4 separate regions of the Mus musculus genome follow, and all the other regions are linked to region 4. A link is a loop called in an ENCODE intact Hi-C map of the cell type or tissue named here. Cell type or tissue: heart. All regions are shown on one strand. Each heading gives the region's core, and the rest is flanking DNA. Links, peaks and the distances in the headings are about the cores only.

The links. A loop is a pair of places that touch in the nucleus more often than their neighbours do. Peaks named below come from ENCODE experiments on the same cell type or tissue, not always from the same donor. Only the 100,000 strongest peaks of a DNase experiment are listed, where the experiment ranks them.
Region 1: a loop joins it to region 4, with 4 times the contacts of the local background. A loop is called at or near these places in 9 of 42 quality-filtered maps.
Region 2: it touches region 4 in a loop (2.2-fold over the local background); 5 of 42 quality-filtered maps call a loop at or near these places.
Region 3: it touches region 4 in a loop (3-fold over the local background); 9 of 42 quality-filtered maps call a loop at or near these places.

What each region holds. Positions count from the first base shown.
Region 1 is chr8:13,206,104-13,212,075 of GRCm38, forward strand. No RefSeq gene overlaps it. Among named protein-coding and RNA genes, the nearest start is that of 2810030D12Rik, 8.3 kb to the left of the region's middle. In heart, for the core only: a CTCF peak has its summit at 2,686 (motif pointing left); DNase peaks (open chromatin) are centred at 2,770, 3,058 and 3,858; H3K4me3 peaks cover 204 bases; H3K27ac peaks cover 4,464 bases.
Region 2 is chr8:12,990,636-12,996,607 of GRCm38, forward strand. Mcf2l (mcf.2 transforming sequence-like) reads left to right here. Exons shown (of 31, transcript NM_178076.4): 5 at 3,194-3,313. Among named protein-coding and RNA genes, the nearest start is that of F7, 32 kb to the right of the region's middle. In heart, for the core only: a CTCF peak has its summit at 2,243; no DNase peak of the experiment used is centred there; H3K27ac peaks cover 1,108 bases.
Region 3 is chr8:12,976,407-12,982,378 of GRCm38, forward strand. All of the region lies in intron 3 of Mcf2l (mcf.2 transforming sequence-like), which reads left to right. Among named protein-coding and RNA genes, the nearest start is that of Gm38671, 31 kb to the left of the region's middle. In heart, for the core only: a CTCF peak has its summit at 2,519 (motif pointing right); no DNase peak of the experiment used is centred there; H3K27me3 peaks cover 386 bases.
Region 4 is chr8:12,893,338-12,899,309 of GRCm38, forward strand. It overlaps a transcript of Mcf2l not described here. Among named protein-coding and RNA genes, the nearest start is that of Gm15353, 12 kb to the left of the region's middle. In heart, for the core only: CTCF peaks have their summits at 2,374 and 3,354 (motif pointing right); DNase peaks (open chromatin) are centred at 3,373, 3,874 and 4,654; H3K27ac peaks cover 760 bases; H3K27me3 peaks cover 449 bases.

The DNA.
Region 1 (5,972 bases), core at 547-5,546, 310 kb after region 4:
GGCGACTTCATCCCTGTGAGATCCTGAAGTCTGGGGCTGGAGAGATGGCTCAGGGGTTAAGAGCACTGAAAGAGGCACTGACTGCTCTTCCAAAGGTCCTGAGTTCAAATCCCAGCAACCACATGGTGGCTCACAACCATCCATAATGAGATCTGACAAGCCCTCTTGTTGTGTCTGAAGACAGTTACAGTGTACTTACATATAATAAATAATTCTATAAAAAAAAAGAGAGAGAGATCCTGAAGTCACCGAATGTAGAGTCACCTGAGCAGATGCAAAAGGCACTCCCAGCGCCTGGCAGCCCATCCCCTGAGATTGTATCCAAGGGAACTTTAAAGAAAGCAAACAGGTTTAGGGTGGTGAATGGGTGGGGCTTGGGGAAGCTGGGTGGGTCCAGACCTGCCAGTTCCCTGAATGGATCTCCGAAGGGTCATCATGAAGCTGGGGACTGGCTCCAAATGCAGCTTGTAAAACAGAGTGTGTGTTAGTCATATAAAATAATGGGTTTCCTTCTGACATCACCGTGCACGTGCTTTATAACCTACTGGCCCAGAGCTGACCCCCATCCTTGTAGGCAGAGCCTACTCCCATCAGCCTCTTGTGGCCTGATTATCTCTGTGGGGAGGTTAGCAAGTAGGAGACAAGCATCTGTCCCTTTTAAGGACACCACACTGTTTTTTACCATATTCTTCCCTGGGTGGAATTGCCTTGACAGCATTCTGAAGGCCCTTGAGAGAGATTAGAGATGAAAGTCTCTGAAGCTGCTAATCCCATGATTTGGGAGGCAGAGGCAGGGGAATTACTAGTTTGAGAGGAGTATGAGTAAGATTTTGTCTGGGGATTGGGAGAAGAGGAGTGGAAGGGGGAAGGAGGAGGAAGAAGGAAGGAGAGAGAAGAGGGGGAGGGGAGGGGAGAGGGGGAGGGGAAGGAGGCAGGGGTGGGGAGAGGAGTAGGAAAAGAAAAAGCTAGGCAGACAACCTATTGACAATTCCCTGGGGGACAGAAGACCTCTCTGGTTCAGAGTTTGGGTCACTGTGGTTCTCCACCTCTGGACAGCATGACCAGACAGAACACAGCCCTGTCATGGAAAGCCAAAGGAAAAGCACATTTCCCTAGCAGTCCTGTGGAAGGACTGTCATCCAGATATTCCCACCACACACCCTGCCTCTCCTCCCATGGCTTCAGGATAACGAGATGATATTGTTTCTTTTTTCTTTTTGACTTCTACATTTCATGTAAATGTATGCCTATCTCAATTAGGTTTTGACAGTTCTTGGGGAATATGCACGAAATTTCCCAGAAAGGAGTTGCTTTTTCAAGTTGAACCTTCTGCGAGGAGACTGATCAACCAATGTGGAGAGGTTGGAATGTTGCAAGTTCAGAGCCAACTTATCTCAGGCCATCTTTAATCTCTCCTGACAGTCCTCGAAGCTATGTGACAGAGGTGGAGCACCTGGAATGCATAGAGAACCAGGTTCCCTTTGGAAAATATTCACTCGCTTCCACCAGCCCAAACCCGAAGGTACCATCAGTACGTGAGGCCTACAACAGGGTTCTCTGTTTTCCTGTAGCCAGCCTCTCTGATGCTCCCAACAATGTATTTGAAAAGCACCTTGATTCATTTTTATTTATTTATGACTTTATTCCATTACTAGAGAAACTTCGTAAAACTGCTTCCACACTGTTAACCCAGAATTTAGGGGAAACTAACTCTCTCTGGGTTCCATGGTCACGGCCATGGTCACTCACATTTATCTCCAAAATAAACGTCTCTTATCTTCTCTGAGAGAGGGAGAGAGAGAGAGAAAGTGTTATGGTTTTGATTTGATAGGAGTTTGAGGCCAGCCTGGGTTTGAGACATGAGGTCCTGTCTCAAAATAAAGAGAAATAATAAAAATTAAAACAGAGCCAGCAAGTAGGCTCAGGAGGTTAAAAAACCAAATGTTCACATAACCTCATGGCCTGAGCCCCATCCCCAGAGCCCGTGTAAATAAGCCAGATACAATGGCTGACATCTGTAACCCCAGCAGCTCTATGTCAAGACGAAAGATGGAGACAGAAGCTCTTGGGCCAGCTTACCTGGAGCACACTACATGCCAGAAACAAGAAGGGAAACCCTGCCCCAAAACCAGTGGAAGAAGAGAATCGACTCTTGAAAGTGGTCCTCTGACCTTCACACACACAGTGTGGCACTCATACACCCACACTCACACGAGCACACACATGTGCACACACAGTGATAATAAAATGTTAAAATAGACCAGTATAGCTAGTCATGGCGGCTCATGACTAGATCACGTATAGATCAGGTATAGCTAGTCATGCCTGGACTAGGGATGCTGAGGCAGAAGGATTATGAATTTGAGGCCAGCCTGGGCTATATAGGAGTTCATGGCCAACCTGGGCCACCTAGTGAGACTATATCTTGAAGAAGAGGAGGGGCTGGCTCAGTGGTTAAGAGCACCAACTGCTCTTTCAGAGGTCCTGAGTTCAATTCCCAGCAACCACATGGTGGCTCACAACCATCTATAATGGGATCTGATGCCTTCTTCTGGTTCTGGTGTGTTTGAAAATAGCTACAGTATACTCATGTACATAAAATAAATAATTCAGAGAGAGAGAGAGAGAGAGAGAATTGAAGGAGCAGGGTACAGGCTTTGACTGCCACCTTCTGGGTGTGAGCAGCCAGCCTTGGCAGTGTCTGTTTAGACACAGGAACAGTGGGACCATCTAGGGACAACAGTGCCTCTGGCTTTCTTGCCCTGCTGCAGAACAGTGACTAAGCACATTTGGAGACTGTGGTCCCTGTAAGGAAATGCTACTTCTGAGATACCTAAATATGAAAACTAATAGGTTGCAGTATTTATCAGCCTTGGAAATGAGACACTGAGAAAGGCTTGGTCCAGCTTCCAGGGTTGGGTCTATGTCTTGGTGGGTTTAACGGAATCCTGGGTGGTGTCAGGCCTCCGGAAAATGCAGAATTGTCAGCCTCACCCTGTTCCTTGAAGAAGTCACCTGCTCCTCCCCACAGGGAACATCTGTGCCAAGAGGCTCCTCCCCCATGGAGAATGCGACTCTCCCTGCCTCTCCCCTGTCAGCTGGCCAGAGCAGCCTGGAGAGCATCCGTCAGCTTGCCAGCTGCACGCCTGCCCTTCTTTCTCAATCTAGCTTAAGTTTAATTTAATATTTTTGATTTGCATAGAAAGTAACAGGTGCCCTCGTGACATTTTTCAAACATGCTTGCTTTTGGTTGACCAACCTCTCCCCCTGCTCCTGCCCATCTCCCTGATTTGGGTTTATTTCTTTGTTTTACATTCATTTGTGTTATTATTTATTGTGTGCCTGTGTGCACATATACATGCACAGGTGCACATGCATGTTCTTGCACACACACATGTGGAAGTCAGAGGGCAGCTCCCTGGAGACAGTTCTCTTATCCAACAATCTCTTCCACAGTGTGGGGTTCAGGTATTGAACTCAGATAGTCAGACTACATAGCCCTGGCTGGTTTCACACTTCTGGTGATTCTCCGGCTTCAGACTCTTGGATGCTGGGATTACAAGCATGCACCTATAGCAAGCCATGCCCTCCCTGTGCATTAGCATCTGGTACATAATCTTGGGGACTGGTGTGTCGTAAACACACACGTCAAGCACAGCGGGCAGCTTGGCCATTTGTCAAGTAGCAGCCTGGTGTCTTTGTGGCGTAGACTGGAGGTGGCACTGGGAAGCCAGGGACTAACCCTGAATGAAGCTGACTTAATTAGGGTTCTTGTTCTTGATGTAAGGTCAAAGCAAGAAGCTCAGATGCCCATAAAGGGTGGCCTGCACTCCAGTGGGGACTAACCTCACAAGTTCTGAGCACTGGGACTCTGGCCTGTTTATTTTTAGAAGCTGTTGACATTTATCAACAGCCAGTTCCACCCCTGCCACTCCTTAAGCCAAAGCCTTACTTACAGCTGTCTGAAAGCATAGGCAAAAGACAGTGTTGGCTCCCAGCCTCTCCCACCCCTACTGAATCCTGTCCACCAATGTCAGGGCTGCACTGTGTTTTGTTTGTTTGTTTGTTTTTATTTTTATTAATTTTTAAATATTATTTTTTTCCATTTTTTATTAGGTATTTAGCTCATTTACATTTCCAATGCTATACCAAAAGTCCCCCATACCCACCCACCCCCACTCCCCTACCCACCCACTCCCTCTTTTTGGCCCTGGCGTTCCCCTGTAGTGGGGCATATAAAGTTTGCGTGTCCAATGGGCCTCTCTTTCCAGTGATGGCCGACTAGGCCATCTTTTGATACATATGCAGCTAGAGTTAAGAGCTCCGGGGTACTGGTTATTTAAATATTATTTATTTATTTATTATTATTTATATGCGTACACTATAGCTGACTTTAGATACACCCCAGAGCTTGAGCTATGAGCCACTCCACATGGGTGCTGGGATTCCACCTCCAGCCCGGTTGACTGAGCAGTCCTTTAGCGGCTGATCCATCTTCCCAGCCCATACCCTCTTAAAGCTGGCAGAGTACAAACAACAGCTTTGGGATCGTCCTGAGTGTGGACTAAAGACTGGCTCAATAGCTGCGCATCCATCCCCACCATCCCCTTCTTCCCACAGCACAGCTCGGCTTCCTGCTCTGCACAGGCACTGCCACTCCTGTGTGCTGTCTGTCCATCCAGATGCCTCACCTGATAGAACCCTGCTCACTTTCCTCTGTGTTTTTTTATTTCCTTCATCTTCTGTCATCAAGGGTGATGGGAGTGTAGGTCCCAGGGTGTGAACATGGTTTTGTTACTTTTTGTTTCAGCGTGGACACAGTTTTGTTACTTTTGTCTCAGGCGCTTCACCAGATGCACTCGGGCTGTTCCATTTCTTCTGAGTTATTGGCTAAGTTCCCACTTGGTAGGTCAGGGTCTGCAGAAGAAAGCTCCACCACAGAAGACTGCGAGGAGCGTCCGCAAGGGGCTCAGCGACTCGGAAGAGCTCTGAGTATGCAAATAGAACACTTTGATTTTCTTCTGTCAGAGTCATCGAAAAGACGAGCATACTTTCGTATTTAATTTTTTTTCTTCTATGTATTTATTTGTTGATTTGTTTTGGGGGGCACCGAACACAATGGTGCAGAGGTGGAGGAACAACTTTCAGGGGTCAGTTCTCTCCTTTTGCGGGAGCAGAAGATAAACATCATCCCTAGAAGGCAGAGAGATATGGGAAAGGTCACAGAGAGAGAATCATGGTGGCAAACGGGTTCTCCCGACCTGAGACCAAAAAAAAAAAAAAAAAAAAAGGCCTGGGGATGCTATGGGGGTGTTGGGGGGGGGGATCCTTCCAGCGCTCCCGTTCCCGTTCAAGCTGGTCAGATATGTACAAGGCCTGTCCTAAGCATGCTTACCCAAAGTGTGGGCATATATACTCCCCTTTCTTTGTTTAAACGGAACAGCCCACTATCAGGGGAGGGGAATTTGCCCTGTGCTACCAAAACAACAGAACAATTTAAAAGACCTAGGTTGGCCCAGGGAATTTAGCTATCAGTGTCCTCTCTGTTTTGCAGAGAGTCTTTCTCTCTGTACTTTACTCTCTGACTCTCTCTGTTTCTCTCTCTCTGCCTCTGTCTCTCTGTTTCTAATTCTCTCTCTGTGTGTTATTTGTGTTTTTGTGTACCTATGTGTGTGTGCATTCTTCGCTTGTAATAAATTTTGTCAGCCGGGTGTGGTGGCGCAAGCCTTCAATCTCAGCACTCGGGAGGCAGAGGCAGGCGGATTTCTGAGTTCGAGGCCAGCCTGGTCTACAAAGTGAGTTCCAGGACAGCCAGCGCTATACAGAGAAACCCTGTCTCGGAAAAACAAAAACAAAAACAAACAAACAAACAAAAAACAATAAATAAATAAATAAATAAATTTTGTTGCCTGTTGCTGCTGCTGTGTTTGAGACTTTATTTTTCTGTTTTTAAAAAAGGATTTATTTATTTA
Region 2 (5,972 bases), core at 314-5,313, 97 kb after region 4:
CTGCACATACATGCACACACTGCTTGCTGAGCCCATTTAATAACTGGTTACACAATTGTGGGAAGTTTTCCTCCAGTTCTTAGCTATGAGCCCACTGAGAATAAAGCTGTGTTGTTGTAAAACCGAGACCCTGTGGCAACGTGATATTAATATTGTTACGATTATGGCAGGAATAATTGTCTCTAAATCTAAAGATACACTATGGAAACAGTCTACTTCCTCCCAGAAATGCTTTTTTATATATTCTGTTAAAATCCAAGGTCGGTGACAAGTGATGAGAGCAGCCAGTTGTGCCATCTCAATGGTCTGTTTAGCTTTTGTTTTAGGTCTGGTAACACAGATACCTGTGAAGGCCGGAAGCCAGGAGCTTTGTAGAAACCCTGGGTTTGGTTTCCTTGCCTCCAGCTTCAGCTAGCCACCACAGCGGGGAACTTCCACAGTGGGTACTGGGCACCCATGTGCCCCATCAGGTCAAATCCCTGGACTTCTCCACTGGAAGATGGCTCTTCTGTCTGACGAGCATCTGTCATCTGTGCCATGCTTTGGGGCTAGCCTGCTGCTCAGCACTCTTCCTCCTGTGTCTGCAGATCTTTTGATTCCTACAGAAGCTGAGAGTATACTGAATGTTATTTTATAGGTGTTTCCTCATGTGGCCTTGCAGCAGGTGGTGCTGGGTCCCCATGGGCACCTCCCACTTAACCTGCAGGCACTTCTTTGCAGCTGTGCCCGCCCACCAATGATCCGGTGACTATTCTCTGTCCGGAGGGCAAATGTGGGCCCCATTGCCCCTATAAGAATGAGAAGTTATAAGCTGACCAGTAGAGTGCAGAAGATGCCTTCCAGGTCCCAGAGTGAGCTTTGTAGTCACGTTGTCCCCTATAGTTGTGACAGGAGCCAGCTGGAGCTTCTGCAGAGCAGAAAGAACATGCAAGCACCTGCTTGAGGTGGGTGGGGACGAGAAAGACAGCTGCTTCTCTGACAGTATCGTATTGTCCCATTTTCCTAACAGCTGCCGCCGATGCAACGATGCAACGTCTCTCCAGTTTGGGTGGCTGGATCCCCTTATGTTTGTTTGTCTGAGACTGACTGATGTCAAGTCAGTGAGGATGTGCTCCAGGTCGCCTGTGGGGAGCACGCATGGATGGGGGTGCAGATCCACCCTGAGATATCGGTCCCCGGAGACCTTGTGATTTATTAATACTGGTCTCATGCATGCACCTGTGGCTGGTGTCTGGAACCCTCATCAGAGGCCCTGGCCAGCATTTAGCCTCTCAGGAGGCATATCCAGGTCTTTCTGGCTGGTTAACACTGCCCGTTTCCATATTAGCTTCTGTTTGTTGGATGCTACCAGACAAGAGAGGTTGGCCTGGGGTCAGCTTGATGAAGCACAGGACACAGGCTGGGCACACATAACTCTGAGCCTTGAGGAAGACTTGGACCTCAGCTCAGGCGTCACTCAGAAAATAAGTGATACTTTATGTTAGAAACGTACTGCCACTTTACTGTTCAAAATTATTGAGTATTTTACAAAACACCAGGGTCAGATCTTCATCTGTCTACTTCTGTGTTTTAGAAATGAGGGTTTTATTTGACTTTCCCCAGCTTTGAACACAAAGGACGGAGTCTAGAGCAGAGGGTACTGTCTCTGCTGGAGCAGCGGATACTTCCTTACTCTGCTGCTGTTTGTGTAACAATAGTGGCTGGTGTGTGTCCTTGTGCAACCTCAAGACGCAGCTTACGTTCATCTTAATTCTTATATAATTATATGGAAATTCAATAGCTTAACAGAAACTAATGTAGATAAAAGGAAGACACAGTGGCTGCAAATGGGCCTGAAGGTCACCTCTGGCCAGTGGAGGGCACCTCACCCCGGGGCGTCTTGTACCTGGTAGGAATGGGGGGAGCTGTTTATCTTTTAAGGGTACAGGCATTTATCCCATCCTACAAAGCCAGTCTTCTGGGAGGTGTGGTTCTGGGTGACAAAGCTAATTGTAGTTTGGAGAAAGGTGACTCATTGTCACCTCGAGGAAAGCTGCCTGCCCCAGCAGTGGCTCCTTAAATAGTGGTGTCCGATTTCACAGAGAGGACGAGACTAACAACCCTTGTGTGACATTGCCCAGAGAGAGTCTGCCCCCGGCTTCTGCCTTTGCAGGGCTGTGTTCTGTCCTGAGTCTGAGTATTCGTCTTCACCCAAGGCATCAGGGACTAAGTCTGATAACTGGCACTGCCTGTGCATAGCTGCCTCCGGAGGGAGCAGCTGGACATGTGCCTGCAGCGTATAGGAAGGCTGTGGGCGGAGGCATGCCCTAGCAACCTCGCCATGGCAGGGCAGGGGCATGCCAGGCCACTGGGGCAAGAGTATGAACTGGAGGGTGCTGTCTGCAACAGGACCTCAGTCGTTCCCAGCACCTTGCCTCTCATTCCTGAAGAAGGAGCCCTGACCCAGCCCCTGCTTCTCATCCTACCTATGACTGAAAAGCATGAAATAGGCGAGCACCACCATGTCGCAGGCCCTGTGAGAACCAAGGGCCCGAGGTGCAACAAAAGAACGTTTTCTTCCAGGGCAAGGCCAGTGTCCACTTCTCTAAATGGAAGTCCAGCTGCAAGGGATGGGCGCTGATACACACTTTCCCGGGTGGGAGGTCCCGGTGTCCAGGACCACATGAGCTGGACTCACTCCCTCACCCATAATCAGTAACGAGGCAGGCATCAGCTTCAGTCACCATTTTGCAGATAGGAAAACATAGGCACTAACTTATGCAAGGTCAAACACCTCGCAAGAGGCAAGGAGTAACCACAAATGCTGAATTAGCTATTCAAGGCTGTGTATATGTGTGTGCATGCTGGGGGAGCTTATATTGATCTTGGTTCTAGGTGCTACACAATATATCTTCTTGCTTCCTCTTTTCTTTATGAGTCCATTAGTGCCCTGTGGCTGAAGTGATAAGATGGCACAGGTGGGGTGGCTTGAACAACAGATACATATTCTCTAGGCTGGAAGTCTGAGATTCGGGTGCCTGAAGTATGGAAGAGCCTTGCTCCATATGAGTCCATTCTGAGTACTCCACACTGGGAGTGGATCACCCTTTGACAGTGTCGATGCAGAAGCCCCACTGTCAGCTGCAGTGGCAGGCCCATTGCATGGCCTAGGCCACACGTGGCAAATGCTCCAGGCCCTCCTTGTGTCTTGCAGGCATCTTTCCCAGCCAACCTGCAGCTTGTCCTTGTTCTTCGGCCCACGGGCTTTTTCCAGAGGACTCTCTCGGACATTGCCTTCAAGTTCAACAGAGATGAGTTTAAGATGAAAGTGCCGGTGAGTGCTCGCTTGAGCCGTGTCAGCAGAAGCGAGCTTTAAGTACATTCTTGGCATGTGGTAAAGTCTCACAAAGTGACCTAGCAAATAAAACCCCAGAGATTTGGTTGGAAGCAACACTGCCCCTGAGCTCTGGCAGTGGAAGCTTAGTGGGCTCCACTTCCCTTGAGCCCTGCCCCGCCCAAGCTAGTGGTCCATCCATTCAAGGCAACAGCCTTGGGTAGGTCCCAGGGGATAACTGCATCAGAATACTGTAAGTCACCTACTGTCCTATGCCAGCCCACTGTGAGGGGCACACCCCAAACATCTCAGAGAAAGGGAGGCTGGTGGAGGGCATCTGTGTGTCCTGAGGCCATGGAGGGCACCTAAGCTGCTAGCCACACATGTGCTGGACCTCAGCCAGCCGCAACCCAGCAGGGGAGTTCCTCCCTTACCTCCATGTCTCCCACCAGCATGGGTCAGCCCTTCTCATCCCCCACTGAGAAAGGACCCTCGTGGTACTCTACTCCCCTCAAAAACCAAGACCAAGATAAACCAAGATAAAGTTCCTGAAAGCACACACTTCACAGCCGTGACTCCTGGCACCCAGGAGCTGCCAGAGAGTGACCCTAGGAGTCTGGTTCTTTTTCACAAAGAGAATGGGAGCACAGGGACCATTTGCCAGGCTGTGGGACCCACACACACACACACACACACACACACACACACACACACCAGCAGTGTCACCCAGATGGCTTTTGGAAATAGAATTTGGGCTGGTCGCTGTCCACAATGCTGTCTGCTGTGTCTCGGGTTTCAGGTGGCGGATACCTTCTCTTTCCCAACTGTCTAAAGCCTCTGTCCACCCCTCACACCAGCTCCCTGACTGGCTAGAGCCCTTCAAAGCAGCAACAATGGAGGCTGGGCTCGCTACCCACCCTGCCCTGCCCCTACAGCAGTCTTCCTCAAGAATCAGAGTAATGGCTAGGGAAGAATGCTCAGCCCCCCCCAAGTCCTGAAGGGGTGACTGTGACTCTCTAAGAGTCGAGAATTGGTAGCTCCGAGAATAACTGGCCCCCAGGTCTATGGGAAGATACTCAACCCCATGTCTCATGGCATCTCTTTCTAGACAGCCCACTTCTTAGACCTAGTCAAGGACAGAACCACTCTCTGCAATTGATCACCTAGCTAGAGGTCAAGTCCTGATCCCCAAACTAGATATGGGAGACACATTCATAGCTCTTGCTACTGAGCCCCATGGATGCTGGAGTGACACTCTGCCCCTCCCCTCTTATGATCAGATGACGTCAATGTGCCTGGCCCTTCCCCACCTTCAGCAAGTAAGCCACACTAACAACAGTTTCCCTTACTTCTGAACGTGATGGGAAAATAAGGTTGAGGCCATCTATGATAGTGTGTGGTCTCTTTTATAAAACTATTTCATCGTATTATGTTAATAGGTGTTAAAATGGGTTTACAGAAACTGTCCTGGCACCAGTAAGCTCACAGACCAATCTTAGATAAATTCTAGAATTATCGGAGAATTTGGCTTTTAGAAGGTATCTGATACCTTTTCCACTTTACTGATCTCATGGCAAGAGAGCTCTGTAGAAGCACTCTGGGCTCCTCACCTTCTCTGTTATGATTGGAAATGTATCACACACACACACACACACACACACACACACACACGTACTAAGGTTAAGGATAGAGGCTTCCTTGAGTTACCCAATCCGTCTTTGGCTTACTGGCTATGAGCCAAGGTTGCTTGGCAGCATGTGGATACATTTATTAGAAGAACCAAGAGAAAATGGAGCAGCTCTGTGAGAACTCTGTTTTCCAGCTCAAACTGAGAGTCTAATGCTTTTGTATCTGGCCGTCGTACTTCAGTGGGGACCTAACATCTAGACTGCTTCTCAGCACTGGGAATGGCTCCTTGCTGGGAAACTCGGTTCCCAGCAACCCTGACTTCCGCCCAGAAGTCACCAGAGCATTTTCTCTATTGTAACAACCAGGTTGTCTCTAGACATCCCCAGTAGAGAGCCCCCGCTTTACACTGACTCAGTGTTGAATAATAGATGTCAGGGTATCAAATAACATCTGCACCGAGCCTTTGGAAGTTTATTCTGTAGTATCTGCCTGACAGCTTACAAAGCAAAGTCTTTATTTTCATCTAAAACTCATGGTAGAATGGCCTCAGAAAGGACAAGAGAAAGGTGAGGGCCAGCTACAGATGAAGAGCTTGGCTGGCTGCTGCGACCACACAAAGTAGGACCCTTTCGGAACTGTCAATCTAATGAGAGGGGAGTCTGTCTGGCTCTGCTGCTAAATTGATTCTCACCAGTGCCTAAAATGATGTTAGTGGCGTTCTCATCAGGAACCAGCATAAACTGGTTTCTTAGGAAGCAAAACTCTATTCCCTCAGCATACTGAGCTCCTTGCCAGAGAAAGTACTGCCACCCGTGGCTCATGTCCAGTGGCCTCACTGAGTCCCCACCATCTCCCAGTGAGATCTGTCAGAATGTGCCCATCGTATAGATGAGGAAACCAAGGAACAATTTGAATAAGAGGCTTGCATGGGGCCTGTCGACCAGAGGGCGGAGCTGGCCCCATTCAAGTCAGAAGCCAGAGCCACTGTGACGTCCGGGGCAGGGTGCCTGATGCTGCTCCCCTCTCTCAC
Region 3 (5,972 bases), core at 360-5,359, 83 kb after region 4:
CTGCCACGCTGGTGTTAAATGCCCAATCTCTGCCTCTGCTTCCTCCTCACCGGGAACCACAGATGAGGGTTGGTTAACCTCAAGATCCCACGTGTGGTGGGCAGTGTGACCCTGAGTCTCAGCTCGCCTTTCGCCCAGCCGCGCTTTAGGGGTGTCCTTCACATTGGCCTTGTTTACTGCTTTCTCCGCAGTGTAGATGGGCCAAGTGTACCTGCCTGTCAGCAGGCGGACTTGGGGGCCCATGCTTTCTTGGTTGGGGCCCTGCTGCCATGAAGGGCAGTTACTTGATTAATAGTAATCAATGCCTTCATGTTTCGTCCCTGTTGGTGACAGTCTCCTTGAGTCTCATGTACCCAGAGTCTGCTCCTCTGTCTGACTTGGGGTGACTTTTGCTATCTATCATGAAAGAACATGACCAAAAGCAACTTGGGGAGGAAAGGGCTTTGGCTCACCCTTTCACAGCACTGTGCAGTCATTGAAGGAAACCAGAACAGGAACCCAGAGGCGGGAGCTGATGCTGAGGCCGTGAAGGGGTGCTGCTTACAGGCTTGTTCCTGCGGCTTCCTCAGCCTGCTTTCTTATCGGACCCAGGACCATCAGCCCTGGGGATGGGACCACCCACAAGGAGGGCTGGACCCTCCTTCATCAATCACTAATTAAGAAAGTACCTCATCGGCTTGCCTGCAGCCTGATCCTGTCTCAGTGAGGCATTTTCTCAACTGAGAGTTCCTGATCCCAGAGGAGTCTAGCGCGTGTCAAGTTGATAAAAAATGATCCAGGACATCCTCCTGCTGTCCCTGCTGTTGTCTGTGACAATGCTTACCTGGATGGTCACCGTGTGTGGCTTCCAAGGGGAGCTCAGCCCCCACGGCCAGCTTTGGATCAGGACAAGAGGACTGCAGAGGACACTCACGTGGACAAGCCTGCCATCTCGTCCCTGGCTCTCACAGACTGCTCGAGACCTCGGCTTCCCACAGCAGCGTTTCATTTGTGAAGTCCAGTGCTTTGAGCGCTGAAAGCCTCTGAAGCTCCCAGGAGTCCCTGCGACTTCTGCTCTTGAAGACTCTCTGCAGGGACCTTCACATGCGGTCCCGCCCTGTTCTTCTGAGTCGCATTCTCCTAACCCCACCAGAGGCCACTTCCTCTCCATCACTCATTAGTTATCTTCCTCTGTAACTGCCATCCAGTGTGATAGTCACTGACCACGTGTGGCCGCTTAAAGTTAAAATGGAAGAAAACAAAGTAGTTGTTTCTGCTCACACATGGCTAGGGGCTGCCACACTGGGCAGCTGCAGTCTGTGACACGTGTCATGTAACCAGCACATGCCTGGCGTTCAGAGGCAAGGGCAGTGACTGTCCTGGTCTTTTGTTCAAGAGGAAGAAGAGCTGCCATCACCCTGCTAGAGTCTGTGCCATTGTACCATGCGGTAACTCGGGGAGGCACAAATAGTGGCTCTTGGTGGCCTTCCCCAGGCCCTTCCTCCACCCTGTCACACAGTGCCATTAGCTGCTATTCAGGGAGTTGACAGTGGCTGAGAGGGAGCCAGTGTGTCAGAATACTACTTGTTAATCCAAAGTAGAAGGGGTGCCTGAGGAGAAAGATCTTGGCAGCCTTGGGCAGCCCTCAGGGAGGACACTAACAAGTGCCCTGAAGCCACAATGGAGACAGTGAGTGGCAACTCCCCCACTACACACACACACACACACACACACACACACACGCATGTGCACATGCAACAATTTCTTTGTGAGGTGTGATGAGTTCTTTCTGAGCACAGATTGATTTGACAGAGCTCACAGGAGCTTTTGACAGAGAGACCAGGGAAAGTGAGGGCAGAGGCTCCTGAGCCAAGATGGCTGTGAGTTGGGTATATTCACACCATTTTTGACATCAGAGGCTCTGATTCTTCTCCAATGTTCAGAGAGGGGCTGGTTGTGCCCAGTGGCTGCTGCTGACCTGTGGGTTCCATCAGTCTCCCTGTCCTCCAGAGCCAGGAGTACTTTGATCATTGAGTGTTTGAGTCCCTCTGCCCTCCACCAGCGCATAGCATGCACCTGTGCCCCAGGGAGCCTTGGGGCTGGGGACACCGGCCCAGAGCCAGGCATAAGTAATACTATGCACAGGTGGGAGGAGCCCACCCTGTTCTGTGACCCCATCCCTGTTCCTGCCCAGAAGGACCAGGTCCCATGTGTTTCAGGAAAGTCTAATAAAACTGTGAGTCTGCTGGCTGACTCCAGGCATCCTCAGCCAATGCTAAAACAAACAAACAAACAAACAAACAAACAAAATCTGAACCCACAGGAGCCAACCAGGCAGCCTAGGGAAGATGGGTAACCTCGGGAATATGGCCTTATTGTCCTGGCGCTGCCCTTGTGCACTTACTGGGCCCTCACAAACTGTCCCTTTATGCTCTCTGGGCAGTCAGCTGTGAGGCCTGGGCACCTGGTAGGAGGAGCCCAGAGGGTAGTTAATGACCCACCTCCAGTGCCCTCCTGAATGTGCAGCTTCATACTGACCACACGAGGGCGCCATTAGTCAAACCATTGTCAAGTCAGGTTTACTGTGAGCCCCATGGCTCCTCTGTCTGGCCTGGTTTCACTTACTCCCCCTCCCCCACCCCTTCCATCCTTATAACTCCTTTGTAAATCTTGTACACTGTATTCCAACACCTGCTTTTAAATACCAGTGTCACTAAGACAGTGACACTTGGGTAGGACGAGACATTACACAATCAAGGGGACATGTCCCACTGGCAAGAGAGGTTCCATCTGTGGTGAACCTATCCTGAGACCCCTGGGCCTCTGGTCAGCTCACTCCAGCTGCCTCTCTCCAGGCCCCCACCCCCTCTGCTGATCTCACATGCCTGTTCCCTTCATCCAGGCACCACAGGGGAACATGTCGCCTTGACCAGCCCTCTACCAACCACTGGGATGCCAGTGTTCATGGATTCAGGTCGTGGGTTCTTAGTGCTGGTTGCTGTACCCCAGCCCCAACACCCGCTCACTCTTGCTGCTGGCCCTTGAGTGTTTACTGTTACCCATGATGCACCTACTGATGAGAACTATAAGGGCTAACTTCTCCTGGGCAGATGATGTCGATGACAAGCCAAGAAAGGTCCATCCAAGTCCGTCTTTTCAAAGTCATGCATTGTCTGGGTTTCTTACATGTTCATGGGTTACCCCCGAACAGCTGCACCACAGTAAAGGCAACCCCAAACCATGTAGAGCCAGACAGGATTATGTGCAGGGAGGCGGGTAGGAGCGGGGTGCCTAGAATCTCAGGTGGAGTCCAGTGACTCCCCCCACCCACTCCTTCTATGAGGGGATAGTAGGTCTGAGCTTGTGAGTACTCACAGGTGTTCTGATTTAAAGAGGGAAGCAACCACGCCATGCCCAGAGGACATAGCATGAGTTCTTGTAGGGCCTTTCTCACTGATGTCACAGGGCTTGGGGTATTTGACCTCTGCTGCCCCAAACCAATGTGAGATGGAGTAGGGCCTCCTGATGCCCCTACTGGGTCCAATGAGAAGATCCTGCTGAGCTAGGTCTTTGCGGAATTATGACCCAGCTGGGCATTTATGTCTGTTGCAGGACAGACCCTGGCTCTGTGCCTGTCACTCTATGACTGCTCTTTCTGTGGTGTTGACAGACCTCGGGCCTTCAAAACAATGGCCTCAAAGAAGGTTTCAGCAAATTCCACACTCCTGAAACAGCTTTTGTGAGACTTCTGGGCCTTTTTTTGATAAAGTAACCCTCAAATTTAGCTAGCATGCCCACCTCGGAAGCCTACCTTGCATGTTTTAGGGCTGAGGACCACAGTGGGGGGCAGGTCTCTATCTGAGGCCCCCATATGCTGCCTCCTCCAGTTCTTCACCTTTAGACAGCCATAGCTGTCTTTCAAGGCCCAGGGCAACTCCCTTCAGGAGCCCGAGGAGACCACCGCCATCCTCCTGAGGCCATATCCAGTGCCTGGCTTGCAAGAGACACTGTGAGGATGGGTCCACCTTCAGCTGAGCCTTCTCATCCTATACATTAGTGCTCCTGCTCCCTGGCATGTGAGGGAAGGAGGGAAATGTTGGCAACAGGAGGAGGGACTGCCTGAGCCCATGTCGAAGGACACAGGATAGGGCTGTGGCTTTCTGAGGCTGGAGGGTGCCAGTGATGGTAAGGAAAGTGAGGCTGCTTCATTCCAAGATTTCCTCAGTGAGTGTGACCCTAGGAGGCAGCCATTGTGTCCTAGTGACCAAGTGTGGTAGGTCCAACCATCTGGGCTCTGTGACAATGGGGGAAAAAAAAAAAACTTTTCGGTGCTTAACAAGATAGAGCCCCACCTTCACAGAGTCACCATGAAGCCTTGGCCAAGGACTGTGGCATTGTTAGTCCCACACCTGGCCCATAGCCACACAGAAAGTCAAAAGGTCCTCACCCAGAAAGTGGGGCCTGGTCCCAGCTGGCTGGAATCGTGATGGAACCTCTTGCCCCAGGAGTTCTCTGTACCCAACTGTGAGCTGCTGGGCAGAGGGAATGAGGATACAGGTGCCTGGCCAGGCTCAACTGCCAAGCCATCAACTAGCTACAGTGGGTAGACCATCCATAAATATACCTCTAAATGTTGATTTTAATGCATATGTATGCTATAAATTAATATGGTAGCTGCTTTTCTTTATCCTAGCGAATTCCCCAATAGTGATACAGAGAGATCAAGACTAGCTTAAGGCTTTACTGCAATACCTAGGCAGTCAAATGATATATTTTAACCCTCTTAGCTAATCTGGCTACCTCCCAGTTAAAACCCCATAATACTTGCATTTAGAGCTTTCCATGCTCTAACTGAACTCTCATGATGTCTGCTCTCTTCCCTCCTTGTGACTCAATCTGTTACTCTTCTTTCTCTCTCCTTCCCCTGGCTGGCACATGTCCCACCCTAGTCTCTCTTCTAGCCCAGGCATTGGCTAATCAGATTTGTTGACAAGGCAGATAATAAATGGTGAGCATTGTTTACATAAACTTGAAACAGGAGATTCTTGACTTAAGCGTTACAATGCTGTGTCCAGATTGAAACAAGATAGAGGGCAGAGAAATCAGCATTTGAATAGCACAATAACACAAGGATAATATTTAGGGACTGGTACCTGTGATGCTGACAATAGACTAAACCTCTGAAACTGTAAGCCAGCCCCAATTATAAGAGTTTTCCTTTATAAGAGTTGCTGTGGTCATGGTGTCTCTTCACACCAATAAAACACTAAGAGAGAAGTTGGTACCCAGAGTCGGGTATCACGGTGACAGGCCTGACCATGCTGCTCATTGGCAGAATGTGGACTTTGGATTAGGATCGCAGTTGAATGCTTTGAGAAGAGAGTAATGGGCCATACTGGTAGGAGCATGGGAGACAGTGGTTCTGCGAGCAATGTAGATTATGATGGCTCAGTGCAAGAGGTTTCAGAGGAGAATATTAATAAACCATTTCATATGATATTTTGGCAAAGAATGTGGCTGCTTTCTATCCTTGTCCAAAAAAATCTCCCTGAGGCTAAGTTGAAGAGTTTTTTAATTACTGGTGTTGGCAGAGGAGATTTCAAGACAATCTAGTATTGCTTGTGTTATGTGGTTATTAGTGGCCACTCTTATGCAGATCTATAATGAAAAGGAGCAAACTAATAAGCAGCACTCGTCCATGGCCTCTGCATCAGCTCCTGCTTCCAGATTCCTGCCCTGTTTGGGTTCCTATCTGACTTCCTTCACTGATGAACAATAAGAAGTGTAAGCCAAAATAAACCCTGTTACTCCCCAAGTTGCTTTTGGTCATAGTGTTTCATCACAGCAATAGAAACAGTAAGACAGTATTTCATGTGTCATAATATTTTTTCACTCGAATGGACATTTAGTATGAGTGAGTGAAGGCCACACCATGGCACTGGGTGTGGGACGACATAACTTTATGGGTGGAGTGGTGAAGAATATGTGGTCCC
Region 4 (5,972 bases), core at 643-5,642:
AGAATAAGCCAGTCCTGCTGGGGACACAAGGCAAGTGCCCTTTCCAGGAGTATAATTGAAGTGGCTGCAGGTTCATCTAGCAGGGCCTGGTCCCTACTTTGTCAGTGTGGGTCACTTAGCCACAAGGGTCTGGAGGTTGCAGTGTGCAGAAGGGGGGAAGTCACTCTCTCAGTGGTTGGGGGGGACCTGCCATCCCCAGGATAACCTGCCACATACCCCTGAAGATTCACCCCTTAAGACTTGGGGTTCAGTGGAAGTTATCCCACTTATGCCCAGTAGTGTGACAGACAAGTAGGGCATCATGGGAAGGCTCCTGCTGGGCATGGTTCCGGCGATGCCCACTTCATAGCATCAACCATGCCTCCACAATTCTAAGGGACCTATATAGCCAGGACCGCAATTCCTCTAGCCAGGAAGACTTGATGTTTTCCATCATAAAACTGTTAGGTCTTTAGGAAAAGCCTGACTCTTTATGTAAGTCTTGCTGTGTTTTATACTAATGTGAAACTAAGCAGCTATCACCATTCTTCCTCGTGTGTCTGTGGGTACAGGAGACGTCTTCTACAACACTGCCTCCAATTCTGGGCACGTGGAAAGACGCTGTATTTGAGCTAAGCTGAATGTGGAACTCTGTTGGACTTCCACCAGGTGAACCAGATGGCCTTCCGGGTGTCCACTGCCCACGGCCAGCTCAGGCAAAGGGAGCCCTGGCTGCCTGTTGGCTATGTAGGTCAGCTCTCCATGGGTCTCAGGACTGCATCAAAATCGATGACTTTGACTTCAAACTTGAAACCTTACGTGCCAATCACTTAGTACAAGTCTTCTCTTAAGTATGCACACACATCTGAAATAGTAGTTGCAGGCAGACTTATATATAGTTCGGTGTGTTGCTGTGACTGTCAAAACAGCTACAGGATGGCATTGTGTACCCCCTGTACCAGTGATGTATATGGGCCAGATGTCAGTGGTGGGACTGTGAGCATGGGAGCACTGGCCCTCCTGTGGGCATGCACATGGGAGCACTGGCCCTCCTGTGGGCATGCACATGGGAGCACTGGCCCACCTGTGGGCATGTTCTGCCTTGTAACTGTTGAGCAACCCTAGGTCAGGCAGCATCACACCTCAGAGACGGATCTTCTTGCTTTGGGGGTTGCAAGTTCCTAGGCCGCCCACCTCCTGGACAGTGATCCATAAGAGGATGACCCAGGACCCTCTACGATGTACAGGGTGTGGAGATGATGGCCACCTGCAGCTGCCTCTGTGGTGCCACACAGGGTAAATGTTTGCTCCCATCATACCAGCATTCGGGAGGCTGATGCAGGAGGACTGCCACTAGTCCAGTGTGGGCTACATGGTGTGACTTTCAAAAAGGAGTGGACAATAAGCAAGGTGATGACCTTTGCAGCCATAGCTGCAAGGCGGCTTAAGAATGTGGGATGTGGTCCCAGCCCTCTCGGGCCACACAGGAACTGCTGCTGCACTGTGCTCTGCCCACGATGCAGGTGAGCTGGGGTCTGATCGTCCTAGTTAGGAATTCCATGGCCTGTGCCCTGAACAGAGCTGGCGCCTCCCTAGTGCATAAGCTCATAATCATTTGGTCACAGTGGAGCCCTGCCTGTCCGAGCTCCCTGTCCTGCCTTGTGAATCCAGGGAGCAGGTCCAGATCCGGTTTCTTTCCAGGCAGGGAAAGCTGCTGGCCAGTCCCAAGGAGGCCTCTGAGATAGCATGCCAAGAAATGTCATCTGGGGCATGTGTCACCATCTTGCATCAGGAGAAGGGAGGTGTGTCCATGACAGATCCACTGCTCCTACCCACCCCCTCCACCATATCTCCCATTCCCCTTTTACTCAGGACTGCACATCTGCCAGTACCCTGCTTGGGAGCTGGCTGTGGGCAGAATTCCCTGACTAAGTCTCTTTGAGAAGGAAGGAACCTCTGCATGGAGAGGTATCAGGGCCTCCCTCCTTAGCAGCAGGCGTGATGGTGGGGGCAGGCGATAGCAGCAACCCCATGGCTATGAGGACAAGGGGGACATGCTGAGCAGCCTGGGTAAGGAGCTGCAGTGAGCCCGGGGCCTGGGTGTGTCACTGAGATGCCTCTGATGCCATAACAGAACATCTGCTGTAGAAGCTGTGCTCAGGACTAAAGCCACTGTCAGAGTCAGCGCTCTCCGTGGGAGGCAGGTTCATCCCCATGACCTGGCTTCCTTCCTGGCAGCTTTCTGAAGCATCGCCCACTGAGAGGCCTGTCCCTGTCCTGGTCGGTGAAGCTTTGATGACGAGATAGTAGCCACAGCCCAGAGAGGAGCTTGGGGACCAGAGAGTATGTCTGTATGTCTACAGAACGGTCCTGTGTCCGACCAGATGCAGTACTCCTCACAGCAGACAGGTGGCTGTGTCCCTTTCCTTCAGAAATTAAACCCACTTCCCACTTCCGGTTACCTTTAATAGTCAACTTGACCCAATCTAGAATCACTGGTGAAGAATGCCGCTATGAGGGATTGTCTAGATCAGATTTGCTATGGGCATGCCTATGGGAGATGTCTTGATGCTAAATGATGAAGAAGACCAAATCCAACAGTGGGTGGGCTCCATCCCCTGTGTCTGGGCCCTGAATGGTACACATGGGCAGAGAGGCAGAGCGGATACAACTAACTGCTTCAGGTACCCGCTGTGACTTCCCTACAGGATGGACAGTGTGCCCTGGAAGAAAGCCAAATAAACACCTGTGGTTTTAATTTCCAAAGCCTACTTTTAATGATGGTTCTCAAATGCTTTAACCTCCCTTTTAGCCCACCACCCACCAGAGGTAGTGAAAAGAAAGGACGTGGGGTAAGTGGACCTGTTTAGAAGTGGTTCTTTGGAGCAAATCCCATCTGCGTTGTCAGGAAATCAGCAGTTCAGTTCACAGGTTGGCAGCGGCTTCTTGATCCATTCACAAACTCTTCACAGATACACCAGCAGTCCAGTTCAGTAGTGTTGGGACAGCAGTAGGGGCACGACCTAGCAGAAACAGCCAGGCCTCAGTCAAATTGGCATGAGTCAGCAGGACGAACCAGCAGCAACACCAGGAGATGTTCTTGGCTGTGCCTCCTCTCTCAGCGAAGTAAGAATCATCAAAGAAGCAAGATCAACAGGCGTTGCACAACTAGCTCTATAAGCAAGCCCAGCTCAGCGCCCGATGATGTCGTTCCCCCCCTTGCTCCCCACTGTCTGTGGAGTCCTATTTATCTCTGAGGATGTCCTCTGCTTACCAGAGGAGCCGGGTGGAGGGATGTAGGGAGTGTGGGTGCCATCCTGGGTCTATCTACCAGGTACCCTCCACTATAAGCTGCTTTAACCCAAAGTGCTCACTAGGGGGCAGAGTAACCACAGCCAGCCACTGCTTCCGCATTGGACGAGACTGGTTTTTGGGAATCTCCCTAAGAATGTTTGTGCACATCTCTGAAGATGCAGTCATCCATGTACGGGCGCCAAACCCAGGCTTCTCACACAGGATTTTGTGGAGAAAAGTGAAATGAACCTTATCTCTGCACTCAGTCTGTGTATGCTTGCATGCCACTCACAGAGCTGACAGCTATACAGCCATCCCTCAGCCACAGAGCCAGGGCTAGAGGGACCCACCTGCCAAGTGCAAAGACTTAGACTGGGGGAGGGGGGAGGGGGACACTGAGGGGCAGGCTGCAGTCTGAGGTGCTCAATGTTCAGTGCCCAGGTTCCACCTGCCTGGGTTTCCAGTTTCTTCCCCTGGGAAGGAAATGACACAGCCCCCAATGAGGCCTGTGGTAGCCTCAGCTGTGCAGTGAGCCAGCATGGACCTTCTGGAAGTTTCCTTCACCGGTGTGTGGGAGGCACTGTGGTGGAGTGAAGAGTCTGCTAAGGGCTACAGGGCTATGTGTAGGGTTGCTTAGGAACGGGGAAGAGAAGGATGGCGGATGGGGGATGGTGCGTGGCTATAATCCAAGGGTCAGAAGACCACTCAGTTTTTATTCTTTCTGCCTCTCCCAGACAAGGAGGCTGGAGGAAGGCTAAATCGGCATGGGCAGGTGTGGTCAGTCAGGTTTGGGGCAACTAGGAAGATGGAAGCAGCCAGTGTTTTTCTCAGCCAGCGTTCAGGGGTGTTGACTGGTTGGGCCAGGGGCACTTTAAGTGGGCTTTGCCATCAACAGTGACCTTGTGTCTGTCATTCCTTCCTGAGAGAACAGACTGGTGTTCTGCTCTGGACCCTGATCTTTGTCCATTTTGTTTGTTGAAGTTTTAGAGTTTTCAATGGCTGTGCTGAAAGCTCATTGCCCCGTTCCCTACCCACACTTTGCTGTGAATGGCTGGAATCTTGCTCTGACTAGATCCAAGACCCTCCTACGTATGTCCCAAGATCCCCCAGTATGTGTGTCTAAGATTCTGCTTCTTCCCTTCAGGACTCCATGTCCGACCCCCGGGGACATAACTACCACACACACAAGGCATAGAACAGCCTTGGTAGCCAGCCCTCTGCTGTAGCTTTCTTCCGAGCCCCGTGCTGATACGCATGCTTTATCTCTGGGAATAAACACCATAAGCAAGTCCTGCCAACAGACGCTGGTACATCGGGTCCTGTTTCATGCTGAGGTCCCAGAGGCAGGCAGAGATCTGTGCCTGTTCTCCAGTCCCTCAAGACTCCTCTGAGAGGAAAGCAAACCTGAGGTTACCTGGAGGTCACAGTTTCCTCTGAAGCAGAGGAACCGGCAGGACAATGAACTTTGTTCTCTTGGGGAACGAGCTCGCCAGGGACCTGGAAGCTGGATATACTGACAGTTGCCTAAGAAAAGCTCCAGAGGAGAGATTAAGTGTGGCTTCCCAAATAGTGGGGAGACCTGCTTGTCCCTCGGCCATTCAATGCAGTGCCCTGTAACGGGGAATGGAAGGCATGCCGAGACCTCTTGTCCCAGGAGCCATGGGAGTTCTGGGCTTTCCTTTCATTTCTCATACCCTGGATTTGGAACTAGCCTAGTCTGTTTGTGAGACTGTGATAAAAGGCCTCAAACTGAACATCTTATAAAGGATAGAAGTTCTAGAGGTCAGGCAGTCTGAGGTCAGCACTGAGTGGGAGCCTTGCTGAGTCACGCCCCCACACACGCCAGCTTAAGGCAGAAAGACAACTGGGAGAAACACCAAGGAAGGAAGAGCATCCCACGAGCAGAGGAGGAGTGAGCCTGGCTCTGCTACCTATAAAACCGCACACCTTAGGGAAAACCTAGGGGTCTGGGACACCTACATCCATCTTACGAAGAGTCAAGCCACGTTCTTGATCTGGATTCTTACTCTGCTGCCCGGCCAAGGCAGAGTGGGTCTACAGAGGACCCCCGAAGGATTAAATGAAAGACGTGGAATCTCAGAAGAGATCCCGCAGGCCTGACCTTTGGCTCAGGTACAGAAGCTCAAGGAAGGAGGAGAGCTTTCCCAGGTGACATCAGAGAAGCTGGACATACAGAGGTGACTGGGCAAGAACCTACATTTTAATTAAAAATGAGATGCCAAACCATAAAACCTTGAGGAAAACCAGGAAGCAGTATTTACAACCCGGAACTGAACCAGCTCTTCCATTTAATGCCAAAGACACCCATTAAAGGAAAACTTGATACATTTGACCTTATCAAATCTCAAATTTTGTGCTTTGTGGACAGTCATGTTAAGCAGAACTGAAGATAAGCTCTAGACTGGGAGGAAAGATACACAAACCACACACCTAGGGAGAAACAAGACAGCCTCAGACTCAGCCACAGGAGTGGACAGCCCTGTTGAGTGGCAGCTGAACGGGTCACCTGTCCTCACCCAGAAGAACAGCTAACACTGAAAGCGGTGACCATTCGAACGCCAGAGAACTTGGTGAGACAGGCTCGCCTGTGCGCTGGGGCAGACATCATGGCAACTTTGAAGAGAAAGCATGCAGATTTTCCAGAGGTGGTGAAGGTCACGCTCCTGGGGACTCATTCC